2 separate regions of the Homo sapiens genome follow, and region 2 is linked to region 1. Evidence: chromatin loops called from intact Hi-C (ENCODE). Cell type or tissue: psoas muscle. All regions are shown on one strand. Links, peaks and the distances in the headings refer to the core of each region. The heading gives the core; the rest is flanking DNA.

Region 1 (10,092 bases), core at 1,026-9,025:
GCTAATCATTACTGAGCAATTACTTTGCACCAGACATTGTTCTAAACACTTAACTTACATTAACTTGTTTGTTTCTTACCAAAAAAGCAAACAAAAATTTTTACATATGAGTAAACCAAAGCATAAAGCAGTAAAGAAAGTACTCCAATTAGCTCCCTTCACTTCCTCCTATTTGCTCTGCCCTTTCAGAACTTACACTGGGACAAAAACAGGGAACTCTGGCGCGGCCCTGAAGTGAAATATGGATCCACAGGCCACATTCCACAAAACTGGGGGAGCAGGAAGCAAGTGTTGGAGATGGAATCGAAGAGTGTCCAGAGATTACACAGAGGCAGCCCTGCCCCCAGACCTACAGCTCACAGGACCAAAGCCATCTTCTATATCCAATGCTGAGTTATTACTGCAAAGTCATCACCTCGTTTAATTCTACAGCAGCCCCATGAGATAGGTAATATTTTACCCATTTTTACCTGATGCCATGGGGAAAAAACAACTTGTCCAGCGTCACATAGACTGCCAGAGTTGAGGCCAGGATGCAAACCCCAGTCCATCAGAAACCAAAATCTAAGCTCTTCATAGCCCCATGCTGAAGAGCTTTGGAGAACTCATGAGTTAGGGGTAGCTTAGATGGGAGAAACCTTTCCCCTCTAAGGGGAAAATCTGCATGTCTTAGGATTTCCTTTAGGTTTACGTCTTTTCTTACTTCTTTCTTTCTTTCTTTTTTGAGACAGAGTCTCCCTGTATCACCTAGGCTGTAGTGCAGTGACATGATCTCTGCTCACTGCAACCTCCACCTCCTGAGTTCAAGCAATCCGCATGCCTCAGCCTCCCAAGTAGATGGGATTACAGGCATGCGCCACCATGCCCAGCTATTTTTGTATTTTTAGTAGAAACAGGGTTTCACCATGTTGGCCAGGCTGGTCTTGAACTCTCAGCCTCAAATGACCCACCTGCCTCAGCCTCCCAGAGTGCTGGGATTACAGGCATGAGCCACCACACCCGGCCCTTTTGGTTTAGTTCTGAAACTCTTCTCACCAAAAGCTCTCCAGTAGTGGGCACAGAAGAACTGGGGAAGATACCAGTCTCTGGCCCCAATCCATCTGAATGAGAAGAAAGAGTGATGAAAAGACCCTCCCTCAGAGCTTTCCAGAATGGGAGGGCAGGGGGCAGGCCCATGAGTAGCTCCTCTCAGCAGCAGCACGGTGCCCTCCACCATGTACCCCTATTGGGCATTTGCCACCTTTGGAGATGGAGAGTGGAACTGACAGGAAGACAGACCCAAGGATTAAGCCTCAGTATAACTGATGCCAAACCCCAGGTTCTTTCCACTATTAAAATTTAAAAGTGTGGTGGTGTATCTTGGCTTTAAAGTGTGGTGTGATTTTGGGAGGCAGCAGAGGGATCACGTATGTGGCATTCCACATGCAGGAGAATCTAAGCAGAGTTATGGAGGCAGAAATGAGCATTATGTTCAGAAGATAGTTAAAATGACCTGGGGTGCAGCGAAGCAGCAAGGAGCACTAACCTGGCACCAGGAGATCTCAGTTTCAAGTCTAGAAATGCATCGTGGTCGTTACAGGTCTCGTATGGGTCCTGGAGCTCTTCTAGGCCCACCCTCTTGTGCTATTGAAGACACAAGGTCTTCCATCAGGCTGGAAAAAGAGAAAGCTAAGACCTAAGTGGTCAAATCTCTGTCACAAATCACCCTAAAACACTGCCCCACCCAGCCCACCTCAGCCCAGGGCAGTTACAGGAGTAAAAGGAACCACCCAACTCCCAAACTAGAGAAGAAAACGTTAGCACTACTGAGCCTCTACCAGATGCCAAGCATAGGCCTAAGCAACCTACCAAAACACTGGCAACTTCTTCTACAAGTTACATGTGGAGAAACTGGTGCTTAGCCATCTGTTCAAGGTTAAACCAAAGCTATGTGATGAAACCAGGATTTTAATTCAGGTCTTCCTGATTCCAAAGTTTTAGCTTTAAAGTGCCCTTCTCAGCAATACCAGCCATTCCCTCCCTGGGAATTGCACAGTGGGAAGCTGTCAGCACCTTCAGAAGGGGCGAGGTGCTACCCACACTATTGGAACTGGGACTTCGGGGAAGGATGCCTGGCAGGCATTGCTGGCAGAGGACCCCTGAAGCCATTGCTAAGCTGGGTCCAGACAGGGAGAGAGCAGAGATAATCAGCTCATTCTCCACTCTCACTCCTGCACCCTGATCTGCTGGTGGCTGCCCTTAGGCAGAACTCAGAGAGCACAGAAGAAAGAGTAAGGGGGCAGCTCACAGGGCTCAGCCTTCCAGGGCCCAGCATGGACAAGGGCAGAGACTATAGCCAAAGGTGCAAGTAGAGAATATCTAATATAGAACCCAAAGCTCCGTCCTCAATGCCTTCACCTGGGCTGCCCTCTCTGGGGGCTCCTGGGAGGGACAGCTCCATTCCAAGTAAGTGTTCAAAATCCCAATGAGAACACTTGGACACAGGAAGGGGAACATGACACACCGGGGCCTGTTGTGGGGTGAGGGGAGGAGGGAGGGATAGCTTTAGGAGATATACCTAATGTAAATGACGAGTTAATGGGTGCAGCACACCAACATGGCACATGTATACATATGTAACAAACCTGCACATTGTGCACATGTACCCTAGAACTTAAAGTACAATTAAAAAATATATTTTTAAAAAATGGAAGGATTAGGTTTCAGGCAAACAAGCAAATGTGGAGGGTCATAGGAAAAGGCCCAGCCAAGAGCAGTGAGTTCGCTGCTGAGAGCTCCTCACGGCGGGCAAAGTAGACATCTCTGTCAAGTCACAGGTTCCCTAACTTCTTGGAAATGGATGACTTTTATCTTTGAGGGCCTGAACAGCCCGGAACAGGAGTCAGCAGCACAAGTTCCAGATTTGGGGCTTATCAGATCTTCTGATCCCAAGCAGAATCCATGGGGTTGGCCGGGGTGAGTCCTTGCAAGCTCTCATTCACCCTTCATAATCAACTAATCTTTGGGGACATGACATGCTTGTGCTCCACGGTCTCTCCTCAAATCCTCCCTGGCTGGTTGTGTCGATAAGACAGGTGACATTCGGAAACGAGAAGCGCGTCACACCAGGTCAGGTCCCGTGGCCTGTTAGGTCAACATACCACCATGACTGACTGAATTCACACTCCAGGAGATGTTTGCATTTGACCATGAATAGGAAGCTCTGAGCCAAGGAGCCACTCCTTGAAGATGGAAATTCATGGAGGGTAGGAGCAGTGGTTCACAGTATTTTGCAGGCAGGGGAAGCTCTAAAATCCCAATATCTGGGTCTGCACAGACACTGGCGCTGCCACTGGGTGACCCTGAGGGAGTGAGGGCTCCTGGCCTTCCCTGTGGTGTCAGCAACCTAGTCAGGCTATTAATACTTTGACTGAATTACTGCTCCCAATAACCCTCCCCAATCAGTCTCCACCCAGCAGCCAGAATGATTGTTCTGAACCAAAAAAAATCTGATCAGGTCCCTCCCTTGCCTAAAAAACCTCTCATGGCTCCCCATGCCCTCAAGATAAAATCCTTTACCTGCAGCTGCATGATCTGGACTATCTTCCTCCAGCCTCGCCACTTTCACATCTCATGGTCCTATTAAAGTGGACTTCATAAGTTGCTTGAATATGCAATGTCCCCCACCCCTGGCACTCCCAGTCCCTTCGCTGGACCTATTCCTGCCCATCTCTCATCTCTCATCTGGCTGCACACTTCTCTGGGCTCCCTCCCCAATGCCTTCATCTGGGCTAGCTTTCCCCACCCACCCTGGCACCTGCATCACCAGGCTTACCACTTGCTGGAGCCCACAAAAGAAGAAGCTCCCACCACAAAAGAAGCTCTTCCCCCAACAAAAGAAGAAGTTCTCCCCCTCACAAAATAAAAAGCTCTCCCCCAACAAAAGAAGAAGCTCTTCTCCCACAAAAGAAGCTCTCCCGAAACAAAAGAAGCTCTGCCCCAACACAAGAGGAAGCTGTCCCCCAATAAAAGAAGCTCTGTGAGGTAAAGATCCTAATTAGTTTGTTCCCCACTCTACCCCAACACCTAGTACAAACAGAGGGATGTTAGTGACATTAGCTTGGGGCAGCTCCAAAACATAGTTGAATGAATAAAGGAAGGAAGGACTCTATCATTCATTCATTAAATGTCTCCGTGTCTCCTCTAGGGCTAGGGCATAAAAAATAATCCCTTAAGTGTGTTCAGGGAGCATGCTGAGAACAGAGCAGCAGACTCCCCAGTGTAACCAGGGGACAGGTGAGGACATCAGCCTGGGCCAGTCCTCATCTCCCCTCACCCGGGCCCCAGCCTCAGTGGCCATCACTGCTGGGCAGCTCTGAGCTGTGTCTGAGCCACAGACATGGGATGGGGATTACCCAGAGAACTGTGGCCAAGAGCCAGCCACATGGGTCCCTGGGGCTCTCTCTCTCTCACCTGACCAGGTTGCAGGGAAGACAGGGAAGGGGAGTGTATGTGTGTGTGTGTGTGCGCGCACGCGCACACACACACACATAATAACCCCACACACAGCCTTGCATCTGCATAGTCAGGGAGGAAGGAGGGCCTGTGCTTTTCTTCTACAGATGCCCAGTGACCCAAGCAGCTGGCCCTTGGACAAACTGCAGAAAGCAGGCAGCTGGCCTCCCTCCAGCCTGTTCCCCAAAGTGCTGTTACTCTGCCTTTCTCAGGCTTTGGGTTCTACAGTAGATATTCTCTACTTGCACCTCCAGCTATAGTCTCTGCCCTTGTCCATGCTGGGCCCTGGAAGGTTGAGCCCTGTGAGCCGCCCCCTTACTCTTTCTTCTGTGCTTTCTGAGTTCTGCCTAAGGACAGCCACCAGCAGATCAGGGTGCAGGAGTGAGAGTGGAGAATGTGCCGATTCTCTCTGCAATCTCCCTGTCCAGACCCAGCTTAGCAATGGCTGCAGGGGTCCTCTGCCAGCAATGCCTGCCAGGCATCCTTCCCCGAAGTCCCAGTTCCAGTAGTGTGGGTAGCACCTCGCCCCTTCTGAAGGTGCTGACAGCTTCCCACTGTGCATGTCCCAGGGTACTTCCCTGGCCCTTGTAAGTTTCTCTTAACCCTGCCTGTACCTTGCGAACAGTCCGTTTTCAATTCCCCTTCTTTCATCCCTTCACAGGGTGCCATCTTGTTTTTCTCAGGTATAGATTTTAAAGAGGTCTCAAGTCCTGGGGACAACATTAACAGCCTCTCACTCTTGCCTCCCATCCCCTCCAGAATTCTCTGTAGTCAGATAAACTGCTCCTTCCACAGAGAACAGGACAGCCTGGAGGCTACAGAATATGCCTGCCAGAGAAGCAGTGTTGGCTGCCCCAGAATGCGCACATTGCATCATCCCATCCTCCTCCTAGATTGGCTCCATTGCCCTAGAAGGGGAGTGGCATTCCACCTCGGGGGAGCAGACTCGCAGGCAGGGAGGGGCCAACTGACATGACAACCAGTGAGACGCACCACACTCCCCTTTAATTCCCTTTGTGACCTCTTCCCCTGGTGTGTACACATATACCCTCAACTGCCCAGATGCTTCCACGCCAGGCCCAGGTGAGCAAAGTGGTCCTCAGTGTCCATTGGTGCCTGTTTACACGCACACAGAGATACATACACACTCACACACCCATACACGCTCACATGTTACACACACATACACATAGGCTTAGCCTATGTTTGGAAAACACACCAAACCCTCACTTCTACCCCAGCCTCAATAAGGCCAATGGCCGTTAGCGCCAGATCTCCCTACAGAGAGCACATGGCTTGGCCCTGTCCAGTGTGCCTCACCCATGGCCTGGACAGAAGGAGAGAGCAGACCGGCATTTCATAGAATTATAAAATGGATCATCAGAAAAGCCCCGTGAGATCCCTTAACCCAGTATTACCCAACAAGAGTTCCAGCAAACATGAGTCTCTGAGATGCTCTGTTAAAAAAAAAAAAAAAAATGAAATTCCACAGTCCAGGGAGTTTGGGAAACAGCACACCACGTCATCCTCTCTCAGACAATCGGAAACCACATAGGCACATTAAAGGCTCTGAGAGATCCTGAAGGAGATGTACCTATTAAAGACTGCTTACCCCAGCATTTCACCAGATAGGTGGCAGACAGGGAAGAGATGATACGTAGGTGACAGACAGTAGAGACAGATAGAATGATAATGTCAATAGATAATGTAGATAATATAGATTTTGTAGTTGAATTAACTGCACAGAACACACTGTTAAATAATATTAGACCAACCACTTGCATTTCATAAATGAAGAAGCAGGGACTCAGAGAGGGATTTGCTCAAGACCACATCGCTGGTAAAAGACAAAACTGGGCCTAGAACGCAGGCCTCCTAATCCTCAGTCTAGGCTATTTCCAACAGACCCTGTTCTATTTTTTTTGTATTTAACTAACTCTAAGCCCCAGGATTTCTGGTAATCAAATAGATCAATGCTATTTCCAAAACAAATCTGAGTGTTAGTGATTTTGCTCCGTGACTTGACGTGGCCTCCCTTTCGCGCGTGCCCTCTGCTAAGGAAGGTGCCCCTTCCTGCACCCTGGACTCTCAGGCCCACTGTGAGGGGTGGCAGGGCCCAGGGCAGAGGCCAAAGGGCTAACCTGGCACTGGGCTCTGGACCTCGGTACCTGGATCCTATTATGCTACTGAGTCAAGGACGTAGACTTCCTTACAGGTGTCCCCAAATGGGGACAGGACCTTGTCATGCCATCCCCAAGATGAGGTTGGATGAAAGCTGAGGTCTGACTTGGGCCTAGGTGCCACTGCCCAGGCCTGGCACTGGTCCCACAGGACTCAGCTGCTAGAACCAGAGCTTCCTTCGCGGGCCTAGCCTTCTCAGAGTGTGGACATCCCAACTCCCACATTCTATGCCCTGAGCTCCCAGCCACAGCCACCTCTCCCCCACTGCTCACTCACAGTACAGATGCCTATTACCCTTGGTGGGCACACAGCATCCTCTCCCCCACTGCCACACTGTCACTGTGTGTGGCTAATGAGTGCTTTTCACAGGAACATCCTGTCTCCCCATGTAGCTCCAAAGCTTCCAGAGGGCAGAGGCAGGCCCTAATCTCACTCCACAGGGACAAGTGGTGAGCTTTGCACAGTGCATGCAGGGAAGGAAGAGAACTGCCTTGCAATGCCTAGGATGGTCCTTGACACAAAGCAGGCACAGGGGATCCTCTGGGGTTGATTAGCAACTCACCACATCCCAAAACAAAATAGAATTCATGTTGGGTGCATATGGCATCAGACGGAGAGTCACATGGAAGAGTGGGCTCAGGGGCTCCTGGAATGCTACATAACCAACAGCTTTTCTAGGTCTCAGGTCCCTTGATCTGCCACTACAAGGTAAGAGTTAAGGATTGATGAGGATGCTTCTGGCTCTAAATCTCTGATTTGATTATACAGTCATAGACAGGGGAAAGCCCAAGCCACGTTTTCATCATTCTCTCCCCCAGCCTTTTAGCATAGAAGAAATTGAACAAAGCCTTGGGGAGGAGGAGACTGTGCTTGTGCCCAGGCTCAAATGAAGGCACTACCCTTCCCCCAACCCAGCACACTTGCACGAGTAAATCTAGCAAGACACACTTCAGACCCAAAAGCCAATGGCTTTCAATATCCCAACCAAAGTTACATAAAACAGGAGATTCGGCCACGAAGACAGACCCTCTTGGCCCAGATACTCGGGAACAGATACTATGCACAGGAAAATGTGGGGTTAGCTCTTTAAGCCAAGATCCCTGTGGGAGCCATTTCACCTTAATTTCCCTCCCCACCCCACACCTTGGCAGACTGTTGCTTGAGCCCTTTGCAAATGAATAAACAGTGATTCCTACTGTGAACTCAGAAACCCACCCATGCCTGGGCTCCAGCCCTCTCTCCCCCACTTTCTGCAACCTCCATCCACCTCTGAGGTTTCTCTGCTTCTGTATCGAGGAGGAGGGAGCATGACACCAGAGGCCCCTCCGTGTAGCACCTCAGCCCATGCTTCTTCCCCCTCGGCGGGTGGAGGCAAGGCAAACACTTCCCTGACAGACAGGACAGAGCTGAGAGTCAACAGCAAGCAGTATTTGTATCTGCTCCTGTGGCTGGGACACACAGCCTGGGTCCTGGGGGCTCGCCAGGCAGGCTGTTGTCTGGCACTGTTTGCCTTTGGGGCAATGGGTACACTGGAGTGAGGAGGGAGAGGAGAGGCTGGGGTGAGGGTGGGATGGGGAGCAGGCCACAGAACCAGACCAGGGAGCCAGCCGTGGCACCACAGGCCAGGAGGCTGTTTTCTGAAGCCTCTGAGCCAGGGTCACTGGAGCCCAGCACCTGGCCATCCTCCTGTGTGCCGGCTCAGAGGATCCAGGTGACGGCAGGAACTCCTCACCCCCTCAGAGCCATGGTCTTCCCTCTCCCAGGCCCCTCAGTGCCCAGATCATTTCTCAGGGCTCTCTACCCTCCCACTGCTGCATACACAGACACCCTCTCCTGCACGAGAGAAGCAAAGGAAGATGAGGAGATGCTGCATGGCCCAGAGGGTGCAGAGGACCTGCTTCTGGGGGGTGTCCAAAGCTGGTCCGCACATATTACAGGTGACTGGGCTCACAAAAGCTGGCCTCCCCCAAAACCACAACCTGACGCTTGTGTTTGCCCCTCAAACCCCCCTCCTCCATAAGTGGCTATTCATCAGTACTGCATCTGACTACACACACAGAACTACTACTACACATCTCTCAGCTGCGCCCTAACCCGGGCAGCCTGGAGCCAGAGCCCTGTCACCTAGCGCCTTGGGATCCTGAGCAAGTCGCTTCCTCTTGCATCTGCATTTGCCTTCTCATCTGTCAGATGAGGGGTTGGACTCCTGGATCACTAAGGCCCCTTCCAGCTTCAAAGTGCCATTACCATAGTATGAGGGCCATAAGCCCTCCTAGACAGCAGAGCAGACTTTGATATTATAGCAATGCAACAAGAAGGATGCATGCCTTCTGGCCAGAGACAACTCAAACCACCAACTAATACATGGTTCTATTCAGGTTTTAGACCATACTTAGTGCATAACCACACTATGGAGTATATGCTACATGTCATATATTATCATGCTTTAAGGTGTGATATACATTTTGGAGTATATTCCACACTTGGTGCATATACCACACTTTGGAGTAGATACACACTTTGAGGTATATAGACACATTAGGTCATGTAGACACTGGGGTATGTATACACCTTGTGTATATTAAATACTGGGATATATCTCACACCTGGTATAGATAGCACACTGCATAGACACCTCTCCACTGGGAGTGTTCTGAGAAGGGCTAATGCCAAAACTCTGGAAAGGTTCTGGGGTTAAGAGTGCAGGCCCTAGAACCAGATAAAGCTGGGTACGATGCATTTCCACCACTTGTTAACCTTGAGCAAGGTTAACAAACTTGCTCTGAGACTCAGTTTCTTCACCTGTAAAATGGGGATAGTAATAAAACTTACCTCATAGCGTTCTTGAGAAAAGTAAACGAGGCAATGCCTACAACCAGTTCACCACAGTGTCTAGCATGTCAGAAACACTTAGTAAATGGTAGCTTTGTTACTGATGGAACGTTTAAAAAATTTTTATAATGTACATTTTTTATTTTTAAAAAATCCATAAAATCAGATGTTCCCAGAGTCTTAAAGCTTTTGAAAACTCAGATAACAGACAAGAGGACCACTCCATTCATATTTATTTCACATTTGATCTGTAAACTTTTTTATTTAAAAAAAAATCCACTGTCATTAGCAACATGTGCTGACATTAGTTTTTCTTTAGTGAAATAAGAGTGCAGGCCTTAAATTGTCTCTGTCTAAAACATGTAGAAATGCAGATGTAAACACAAAGTCTCTGCCCTCCTCCCCTGACTTTGGCAGTTCATCAATGACATGATCTCAACCAGAAAAGCACGGAGGGGGGAAAGGACAACATTTTGATACCTAACAGCTCTTGGGGAAGAAACTGTACAGTTTGGCAGGCCCATTTGTCTTTTCAAACTGTTTACCTTGGGCAAATTGTATCAGGTTTGCTTCTTCCACATAATT
Region 2 (10,092 bases), core at 1,142-9,141, 270 kb before region 1:
TTTCAAAAGAAAGCCAGCCAGGCAAACTAACACATCTTGCTCTTTTCTTACTTAGGAAACCACTGACTTTTTAGAGATGCCCACTGCATAGATGATAAGAATGACAAGGCATCAAACAAGATCATATCTGATGAGGTAATTAGAAATAACTGTTGAGGCCAAAACTTGCACATCATTGTCAAATGTGACATAGAGGTGCTGAACAAAGGGAGGAAGAGGAAAACTGTGTGTGGGGCTGCTTCTAGTGGTGATATGGTTTAGGACTAATAAACCAGTGTCCCACTAGTCTGTCAAGGGATCTTCCACCTTCTAAGCCTAGAGTAGGAATGGTAAATATCTAACACACATGCTTCACGCCTATGCCGCAAACACATGTTATTTATGAAATGACACCAAACCCGGGAATCCTTCTTAATTAACAAACTCATCCCTCAGCCAGTATCAATCAATCTGAATTGGCAAAAAAAAATACCTAATTGTCATCCTTTGCTTAAATCAGCTTCCTGTAAAGTATCTTTGATGAAGGGAAGCCAGAAGCACCTTAAGGAATACAGAAGCCTGAGAAGGTGTAAGTGAAGGGAAAAGCTACCCTCCCACAGATTGGGCAATGGTTGCAAAGCATACTGGGTAATTCCCATAATTCTCAATCTCTAAACAAAGTCCAAAGAGACAGCCACAAGGTTTTCTCCCCTAGTCTGTCTAAAAGAGAGGTAACACCAAGAGTACGTCCTATACCACTTGAAGCACTGAGGAGAGAGTTTTCACAATGGTTACATTCTCCTGAAGTTGTAAGTTGTTTCTAACCTGCCGCTGGTAGACCGATGGCAAGCTTAGTCCCATATTCTTGTTCAGAGGACTCTCTCTTGTCCCCACAATTTTCCTCTACACATATGTATCTCATTCACAGAGTTTATCCCATTTACTAGGTTCCCTTCTCCTGTTGTTGATTGTTTCCTTTGCTGCTCACAGGTTTTCAGTTTGATGTGGTCCCACTTGTTAATTTCTGCTTTTGGTGTCATATCCCCCCAAAAATCATTGCTAAGATCAATTTCCTATCTGAAAAAGAAATCAGAAAGCAATCATATTTTCAATAGCATAAAAATTACTAGGAATAAATTTAATCAAGTAAGTGAAAAGTCTGTATATTGAAAACTACAAGACATTGATGAAAGAAACTGAGAAAGACACAAATAAATGAAAATATTTATCTTGTTTATGACTGGAAGAATATTGTTAAAATGTCCATACTACCCAGAGAGATGTACAGATTCAATGCAATCTCAATCAAAATTCCAATGGCAATTTTCACACAAACAGAAAGAAGAATCATAAAATTCACATGAAACCAAAAAAGACCCCTAATAGCCAAGGCAATCTTGAGAAAGGACAAAATTGGAGGCATTACGCTTCCTGATTTTAAACTATATTACAAAGCTATATATATTTTAAAAAATAAAAAAGTCTAGTATCGGCATGAAAACAGACACATAGACCAACGGAATGGAATAAATCCCAGAAATACAATTGATTTTTACATATTGGTCTTGTATCCTCAATTTTTAAAGTCGGGTTTTATATTTAGCAGCTTTCCTGAACCTTTGGGACTATTTAGCTTTTATCTAAGATATTTTCTCAGTAATATTGAAATAAAAAATAGAGCTAGTTCCCCAGTTACAAAGGCACACTCGCAAAGAGACAAGGTGACTAGCTATGCAAGGAGATTAAAATGGCAAATGAGGCACTTCTTTGTGTGGAATTGTCTACGTATATGTGTACAGGAGCACTCTATCTCTAAGCTTTTAACACAGACCTTGCAGACTGCACCCCAAAGCCACACGGAACTGAGGTCTTGAAAGTCTTCCAAGGACAGATGGGACCACAATGCTTGGTGTCTATTGATTGTTCAAGGCTTCCTGATCCTCAGACAAGGAAGCCACAGAATATTGAAGACTATCTCAAGATGGTCTATAATATGTAGCTATTTAGGAAATACAATTATCATATTCATCCATAAATTTAGATCAGCAAGTAACAGCAAAAACTGATAACAATATTTTAAGAAATATTTTTCTGTTGTTTTTCTTCCCCCTATTTGTCTCCCTTATTTCTTCTAAGATCATTGAAAAGGTTTCAGGTCAATTAAAATAAAATTTTAATTACTCATTTGTGTGTGGGGTGGGGTGGGTGTGTGGGCATGGGTAGGGCTGTAAGGTGCCAGTTATCTAAGAATAAAGTGGCCAATCTTAGATTTTGAGAAAATTCATTTAGCACACATTTAACATGTTTCAAAGTATTTGAATCCTAAGTTTGACATCACTTTTCATTTTGAGACAAACTCCTCTACCTCCTTAAAAATGAGATTGGGGCGGGCACAGTGGCTCACACCTGTAATCCTAGTACTTTGGGAGGCCTAAGTGGGTGGATTGCCTGAGCACCGGAGTTTGAGACCAGCCTGAGCAACACGATGAAACCCCATCTCTTCTAAAAATACAAAAAATTAACAGGTTGTGGTGATGGGCACCTGTAATCCCAGCTATCTGGGAGGCTGAGGCAGGAGAATTGTTTGAACCCAGGAGGCAGAGGTTGCAGTGAGCCGAGATCCCGCCACTGCACTCCACCCTGGGCGACAGAGTAAGACTCCATCAAAAAAAAAAAGAAAGAAAAAAAGAAAAGAGGCTGAATCACAACCATAGGCAAACTTTTGATTTAGTCAGTAAGGGCTCATAAATATTTGTTAGAATAATGATGTACAGGGCACTGTACTTGATTCAGAATGCTAATTAGGGCTCCATTATAGTACTCTAATAATGCAGGTGTGTGTGTGTGTGTGTGTGTGTGTGTGTTTATGCCTACTTCTGTATTCATAGCTTTCTCCTTTGTTACTCTCATTCTCTTTCTTTTATTCCTGATCCTAATTACTCTCTGAATCTTTTCTTTCATTTGTATCTTTTAATCTCAATGGCTTGGGCAACTGGTTAACCACTTAGTACTGTGTACTACAACAGTCAAGAAGACCAGGAGACAGATAATTAGATACTTGAGGAAAAATTATTCCTGTGTTCCATCTGGGTGCTTCCTAAACTTTAATGTGCACTGAAGTCGCTTTAAGTTCTTGTAAAATGCAGATTCTGATTTAGCTGGTCTCAGAAGGGACCGAAGATTCTGCATTTCTGACAAGCCCCTGGTCATGCTAATGCTGCTGATTTACAGACTACACTTTAAGTAGAAGGTTAGACTGTTGGGGATTAGCACAAATTTGGCTGTTAGTTTTAAAGGGCATTATTGTTAAATTTTATTATGTATATTTATCCCAATGCCACTCACACATGGCACACTTTGAAAAGTGTTGACTTCTAGAGAGTAGGGGGGATTAGAATGATCTAATGTTGATCCTTCGACTTTGCAAAATGTTGACTCAAGCACCATTTAAAAATCAATTACATGATTCAGGTGATGGTTACACGAAAAGCCCAGACTTCGTCACTACACAGCATATCCATATAATACAATCATACTTGTACTCCTTAAATTTACATAAATTTTAAAAAGAAAGATAAAAAGAAAGAGTTTGGGTGTTTTCTTTTGAGATCCATGAAATATGACAGAGTTTAGGGAGGATTACATAAAATAAAATTTATGGGAGTGCTTGATAGTATCTGGCATGCCACAGATACTCAGTGACCATCATTTGCAGTTCATCTTTTGTTTCCTTGATTGGTTCTGCATACTTTATGCCTATCTTATGCTATTCTATCATTTTTAAATACTTGCATGACTGTATTTTTTAATCCATGTGTTTATGATCTATGTGCCTTACTGAATTACCACTTCCTTGAGGGCACAAATATGACATATATATTGGGTGTTTCCTCTTATTGTAGAATGTGGTATCTTGCATCTGTGGTCACTTATCTGAACTCAACTGATTAGAGAAGTGCTAATAAAAAATGTCTATCCATCCATCTCTCCCACAAGCCTGCCTGAACTTCCTTCATTACCAGTTAGTTCCTTGAGTTAAGCCAGACCTCAGAGCAAACATGAAAGTATCCACCGATAGAGAGGGAACACTGATTTATTCTCAGTCTTTCCTACCCAATGAAGGAGTCTTTGGTCTGTAGTCACCGAGTTCTTCCTCATGATGAGATCAATCAGTTAAAGCAGGGAAGGAGGCCAAAGTCTAGATTAAGGTGTAAAGGGAGAGTTGGACACCTGAGAGCTAACTTAAAAGAGGAGATTAATCCAGTACCCTATAGTCTGCCTAGGACAGCATAGAGTCCTGAGAGACATGGGGTAATGGGTGGGTGGTAGAGGCAGGAGGAAGGGGAGGGGAAGTACTAGGAAGCCACTGTATTGCAGATACCCTTCCATTTGCCCACTCACCTTTCAGCCACTTGGTGGCACTGACCTCTCACACAGGCTTTTAAGAAACAGCAGCATATCACACACTGGAGCATGCAGTGTGTTCTGGTGCCTCCTACCAGCCAGAGGGGCGCCTGCAGAGAGATTGGCAGTTTCCATCCTGTCACCACAGGGAAAGGGTATTTCTTGGGTCTCTCGTTCCCTCTGTGGTCAGTGCTCACGCCAGCATGATCCTCTCCTTATCTTCTCTGAGCTCAGGAGCCAGTACTAGAGGAAAAACATGGTGGGGGCTGTATTCTAGCTGAACAAAGGTAAACTGTGGTATTTTCCAGAAAACTCAATTAGCGCTTTCAGGACTCTGGGCACCACCTGGGACCCATAAACAGCATTCACCCACTCCATGGCCTGGCTATATCCTCAGCCTCCTCCTCGGAGCATCCGTGAAGAATGACATTGAGCAGAAAGGATGAGGTCTTCATTTAGGCTATTGCAAAGGCCAGATTTCTATGAAGAGGAAAGGCACATCCTTCTATATCCAAAAGCGAACCTCTCTCTAGAGGCTTCGCCTACTCATATCATAGAGCAGGCTGGCCAATGCCAGGCTTTGAATCCACACCATGGCCCTATTGACCCCTGCTGTGACTCCATCCACAGCCCAGAGAAAGGTCAGTGCTCATCGCAGAGGACAGTAGGCAGTGGGGGTATCGCAGGAAGAGCTCACTGCTGGGCATGCAATATAATCCAATTTTCTATTGTTTATTATATTTACATGTATAAAAGATCTTTGTTTAATATTAATGCTGTGAAAGACACCTGCTTGCTGCTAGGGGATACAATGCTAAATAAACATAGTTTTTGCTCATATTCCAAGCATGGAGGCTTTAGGAAGATGAATAAATACAATTTAATGACCATTTTCTAGGCACTGTATTATATAAACTTTTTATATTTTTTATATATATTTGTGGGTGCACATATATGTGTATATATATACATATGCATACATATATACTTATAGATTTATAAAACTATCTTTTTAAAATATATATACATCATTTCTATATACAAAGGTATGAAATATCTTTATATATACCATTTATCACAGAATATATTTATGTATGTATGTGTGTATATATCTCTCTCTCTATATATATGTATTTTGGAAATGACAATTTCTTTTTCTAATAATAAAAGCAATAGAGGAGTGGTTAAGAGCACATGAATTTAAAGTCAGAATGCCTTTTACCTTGAACAAGTTACTTATCCTTCCTTAAGCCTGTTTTCCCATCTGGAAAATAAAGAAAGAGATAGAAAATAATGTGAAGATTGAGTGAGGTGAAGCATAATCCAAAAGCACATGTTTGATAAATAAAAGTTAACAATTATTATCCTCATGTGTATTGTTTAAAAAAAAAGAGTCAAGCAATTTTCAAAAGGCACAGAGAAGGAAATAACAGTGTCCTGTAAACCCATAATTCAGAAGTAGAACAGTTAATACCTTACTAAATACAAGCATGAGTTAAAAAAAAATCATGTTTTTTTTAAATGCATTTTGCTTTCCCCAACACACAATTATGTACTCTGATTTTACAGAAAGGATATAATATTCTAGTGACTTACATATCCTATTTTTCCTCAATATGGAGTGGGCATGGTTATAATTCAACATAGAGAATCCTACTCTCTTTTTAACAGCTTCACAGTGTTTTAGTCTGCAAATCATCAAGGTGTCTCCACCACTCATTTTAATTCTTTTTCTAATGGAATTGGCACATCTAGAAAAAACACCACCAGATAATGTTTATGACAATGAACATTCTTTTCATGTTTCTGATCTTAACGGGAATTTTAACACTGAGCTTGAGGCTAGCCATGGATTTTAAATGTATGTCTTATAATGCTATGAGCATATTCATTTATTGATACTTGATTGAAAGTTTTTGTATCAAGAATGGATGTTAATTTTTATCAAATGCTTTTCAGCATATATCAAGTTGTATTATGTTTTTTCTTTTGCTGTTAGTAAATTGAATTATAACCATTGATTTCCTAATATTAAACAATTAATGAAGTCATAGAAAGAACGCTTCCTCGTCATGGTGATTTTTCCCTTAACGTACTGCTGGGTTCTGTTTGCTGATGATTATAGATGTCCAAATCCCAAATAAAATAGCTATAATACATATGATAGTTTTATGTGCTCTTTGGACTTATGTTAGTGCTAATGCTATATTTTAATAAAAGTAATTAGAAGTACTTTATTCTATTTTTATGCTTAAAATTCTAGGTAGATTTGTTTCCTAAAGGTTGAAAGTATTTGCAAGGAAAATAATCCTTTACAAATTTCACAACATTTAACACTAGATTCCATAGTATTTTAGTTTCTACCTGTCCTAGAGTCTTTTTTGGTCATTTATTTATTTTCCCATCTGGGAGTAAAATTGTCACAAAACCCTGAGGCTCTTCAGCTATCTTGTGAAGTCAGCATTTTTTCCTCCACATAGCCACCTTTGTGTGATAGTGTTCCTCACTTGCTGTGAAAATGGCTTTTCCCCCCCTCCTACTATTTTCTGTAATCTTCACGTTAAGGATTCATTCCTCCTACAACATCAGAATAAAATCACATGGCTGTTGAGAAGCTAGATCAAAACCACACAAAGTATAGTGATAGTTGACCTTGAGTTTTGTTCTCCATTCCTAACAGTGCTGTTTTCACATTGCAGGAAAATTGGGCATTGCTTGCCATCCCTGGCCTTCCCAGCCCTCCAGCCCTCAATCCTTAACAAAGGAAACCAATTTTATATCATTAAATATCTACTTTATGAGGACATAGCTACAAACTCCATTTTATAGAGGAAAGTGAACATGGGCACATTTCTTCACCAAGATGAGCTCACACAGGTGCAGATTCAGCATTTAAATCAAGACTGCCTCCAAAGCTCATGGTCCCTCCACTGCTATCACTAGCATATTTGGGATCTGGGCTCCAGTGGTCCTTGAAGCCCTGTTGTACTTTCTGTCTCCCATAGGGTTTGGGGTCACATGGAAATAATAGAGTTAGAATTCTGTCACTTGCAACTTAAAAGTGCCCAATTAATAGAGGTGCTAATGTGTATTTATGCATCCCTACCTGATTGTAAACCCATTCAATGGTGCTCTGTGCTCCGTCCTTCAAATCTTTCTAGTGCGGAGACTCCAATGGAGTAGAAGCTCAAACTTCATAAACAATAACAAAGAAAATCAAGTTCCAAGTAAGTCAGTAATCATTAGATTGATTCTGTCTCTAGGTTCTAACTATAAACCATAGGAAAACTAACTTAAAATGTGTAAGATAAACATTAATAAGCGTGATATGTAACTAGAGAAAAATGGCAAGCCAGAAGGGATAAATTTCAGCATCCTACACAGATATTATGTGGTCAATCCTGGCTAATCTGGTTATCTCTTTGGATTTTAATTTCCACAGCCATAATGTAAATCACCGAGCTCAAACAGGATAAAATGTGTGTGAATCCTTGAGGATTAAGTGCTGGCTGCAACCAAATATTAATAAAACTTTTTTAGAGACAAATAGATCCCAAATCTCAGATTCCCCTGATGACAAGAATATGATTACAAACCTATTATCTCAATTTCATGGATAATGAACCTGACCTTGGGCAAGTTTCTTCGCAAAATTAGTTTAGACAAATCATATTGAACAATTCCTGAATTCCTTGGTATAAGAGAAGCTAAAACCTCCAGAAACGCCCCTCACTTCCTCTTTTTTCACTTGTTTGGCTTGGTCTAGATGTCACTTTATGATGTGGAAAATCAGTGCTAACGGAGCAGTGAGGTATTTGTCTAAGGTTTTCTTTCCAGGGTTTAGGTGTTTTCATGTTTAGAGATGTTTGCCTTATCTTTGGAAGGGAAGTATTTGTCATCCAGGAGCATACTGCATTTTTTGCAGTTCTTATACTGCTGATGTTGCTAAACACTGTCATTTCCTTTAATTATATTATTCATAAGAACAGTAATTGTTCTTAAAATGGCAAAACATTGTATGTTCCCCAACACAATAACAGTTGCTCTACTGAAATGTGCCCACTTTCAAAGAATGGAAGGAGACCCACCCCCAGCTACCTAACAATCACTTGAAGGATATTTACTACCATGAGCTCACTGTTAACTAAAAATGCTCCAAACAAACCATATAACAGTTACTTACTGGATTTACTCACTTAAAACTATAAAATCCACTTAAAAATTGAACAACTATTTCTACTTCTTCCTATCTTCAGATACTTGAGAACTTCAGAACTTGAGACAGCTGAGTTCCAACCATCACCTGATGTGCTGGAACAAATTAATTATGCAGCAAAGATTTTTGCTCTATCAGGGCTTTCTACAATCCTGAGATATAAATGTTGTCTATAACCATATCAAAGGAAAAGATGAGATGTTGAGCTCAGCTTTATTTTGCCAATGTAGACAATGGAAAGAAAAAAAAAACAAAAAACAAAAAACACCTTTTCTTGAAAATCAATGAGTCTCCAGGGGCTAGCACTGTACTTGATGTGCCAAGAAAAACAAAGAGACAAAGAGAACATTTGCTGGTGAAATCACGTAGGATGTCTTTGCCTTTAGGAAAAGAAAAGGAAAAGAAAAAAAAGAAAAACAAAACAAAAAAAAACCTTACGAACATAGCTCTCAAACTCTAAAAGAAGTTGAAATGTGAGTCTAGCCAATTAGTGGGAATTTCTGGGTATAAGATATTCTCCATATTCCTGCCTCTGCTCCCGCTGTTCATCTAGATGCCCTCTCCATCACCTGGGTGATGGAAAACCTGTCTGTCCTCCCGTGATCTCTGGTCTTCCTCCAGGAAGAGCCCAGTGATGGAGAGTACCCTGCATGCTAGGTGCTAGGTCCTTTGTCTGCATGACATCTAATTTTCATGACAGGTCTACTGTACAGATGTTTGTGCAACAGGCTGAGCCAGTTAAGTCAACTGCACAAACCACTCAAAAGTTAGAAGGGAAAAAAGGCAGCCCTTTACATCAGGGAACTCATAACTGACCCTCTATGATAGTACAAATATAGCTATTGCCTACAGTAAAATCATATTGTTCTCCTGCTTGTCACAATCTCACAAAACATCCACTCAGACAGGGTCACTTCACAACACAAAATACAAAACCCCCTTTTTCCCTTGGCTAAATGAGTGGCTACTAGTTCTTTGCCAGTTACAACTTTATTCTCACTCTAGTCTGCCCTCCCTACAGATAAGATTTGTTAAGATAGTTTATCATAGAATTGCAGAATTCAGAGAGAATATCCAATTCCTTGGACACTCCCAAAATTACCCATACAAATCCTAAATCTTATTATAGGTTCTTTCTAACATCCTGAACTGAGAAAACTTGCAGTTTCACATGATGTGTATTCCTCATGTGTATTGCAAGAAGTAATTGACCCAACTTTTTCTACTATAGGTGTGTTTCTGTGGTCTAAAGTCTGTGGTTTCTGATCACTCTGCTACATCCTCACTTGCTCCCTGAATGGCCTGGGCTCTGTTTTCTCATCTCTAAAATGGGAATAATAAAAATATCCAATTCATAGGGTGCTTGTGAGAATTAAATGAAATGATGAGATGAATAACTGTGAGCTGCTCTTATTATAATTACCACCGCCAGTATCATTACTACTATTTTTATTACTATGGCACCAGGACACCATACTGCTTCACTATGACCT

What was found. Hi-C counts contacts between places; a loop is a spot of excess contacts. Peaks named below come from ENCODE experiments on the same cell type or tissue, not always from the same donor. Only the 100,000 strongest peaks of a DNase experiment are listed, where the experiment ranks them.
Region 2: it touches region 1 in a loop (2.4-fold over the local background); 26 of 110 quality-filtered maps call a loop at or near these places.

What each region holds. Positions count from the first base shown.
Region 1 is chr10:111,080,443-111,090,534 of GRCh38, reverse strand. ADRA2A (adrenoceptor alpha 2A) reads right to left here. Exons shown (of 1, transcript NM_000681.4): 1 at 9,628-10,092. Among named protein-coding and RNA genes, the nearest start is that of ADRA2A, 8.5 kb to the right of the region's middle. In psoas muscle, for the core only: no CTCF peak of the experiment used is centred there; no DNase peak of the experiment used is centred there.
Region 2 is chr10:111,354,806-111,364,897 of GRCh38, reverse strand. No RefSeq gene overlaps it. Among named protein-coding and RNA genes, the nearest start is that of HEAT2, 250 kb to the right of the region's middle. In psoas muscle, for the core only: a CTCF peak has its summit at 4,422 (motif pointing right); no DNase peak of the experiment used is centred there.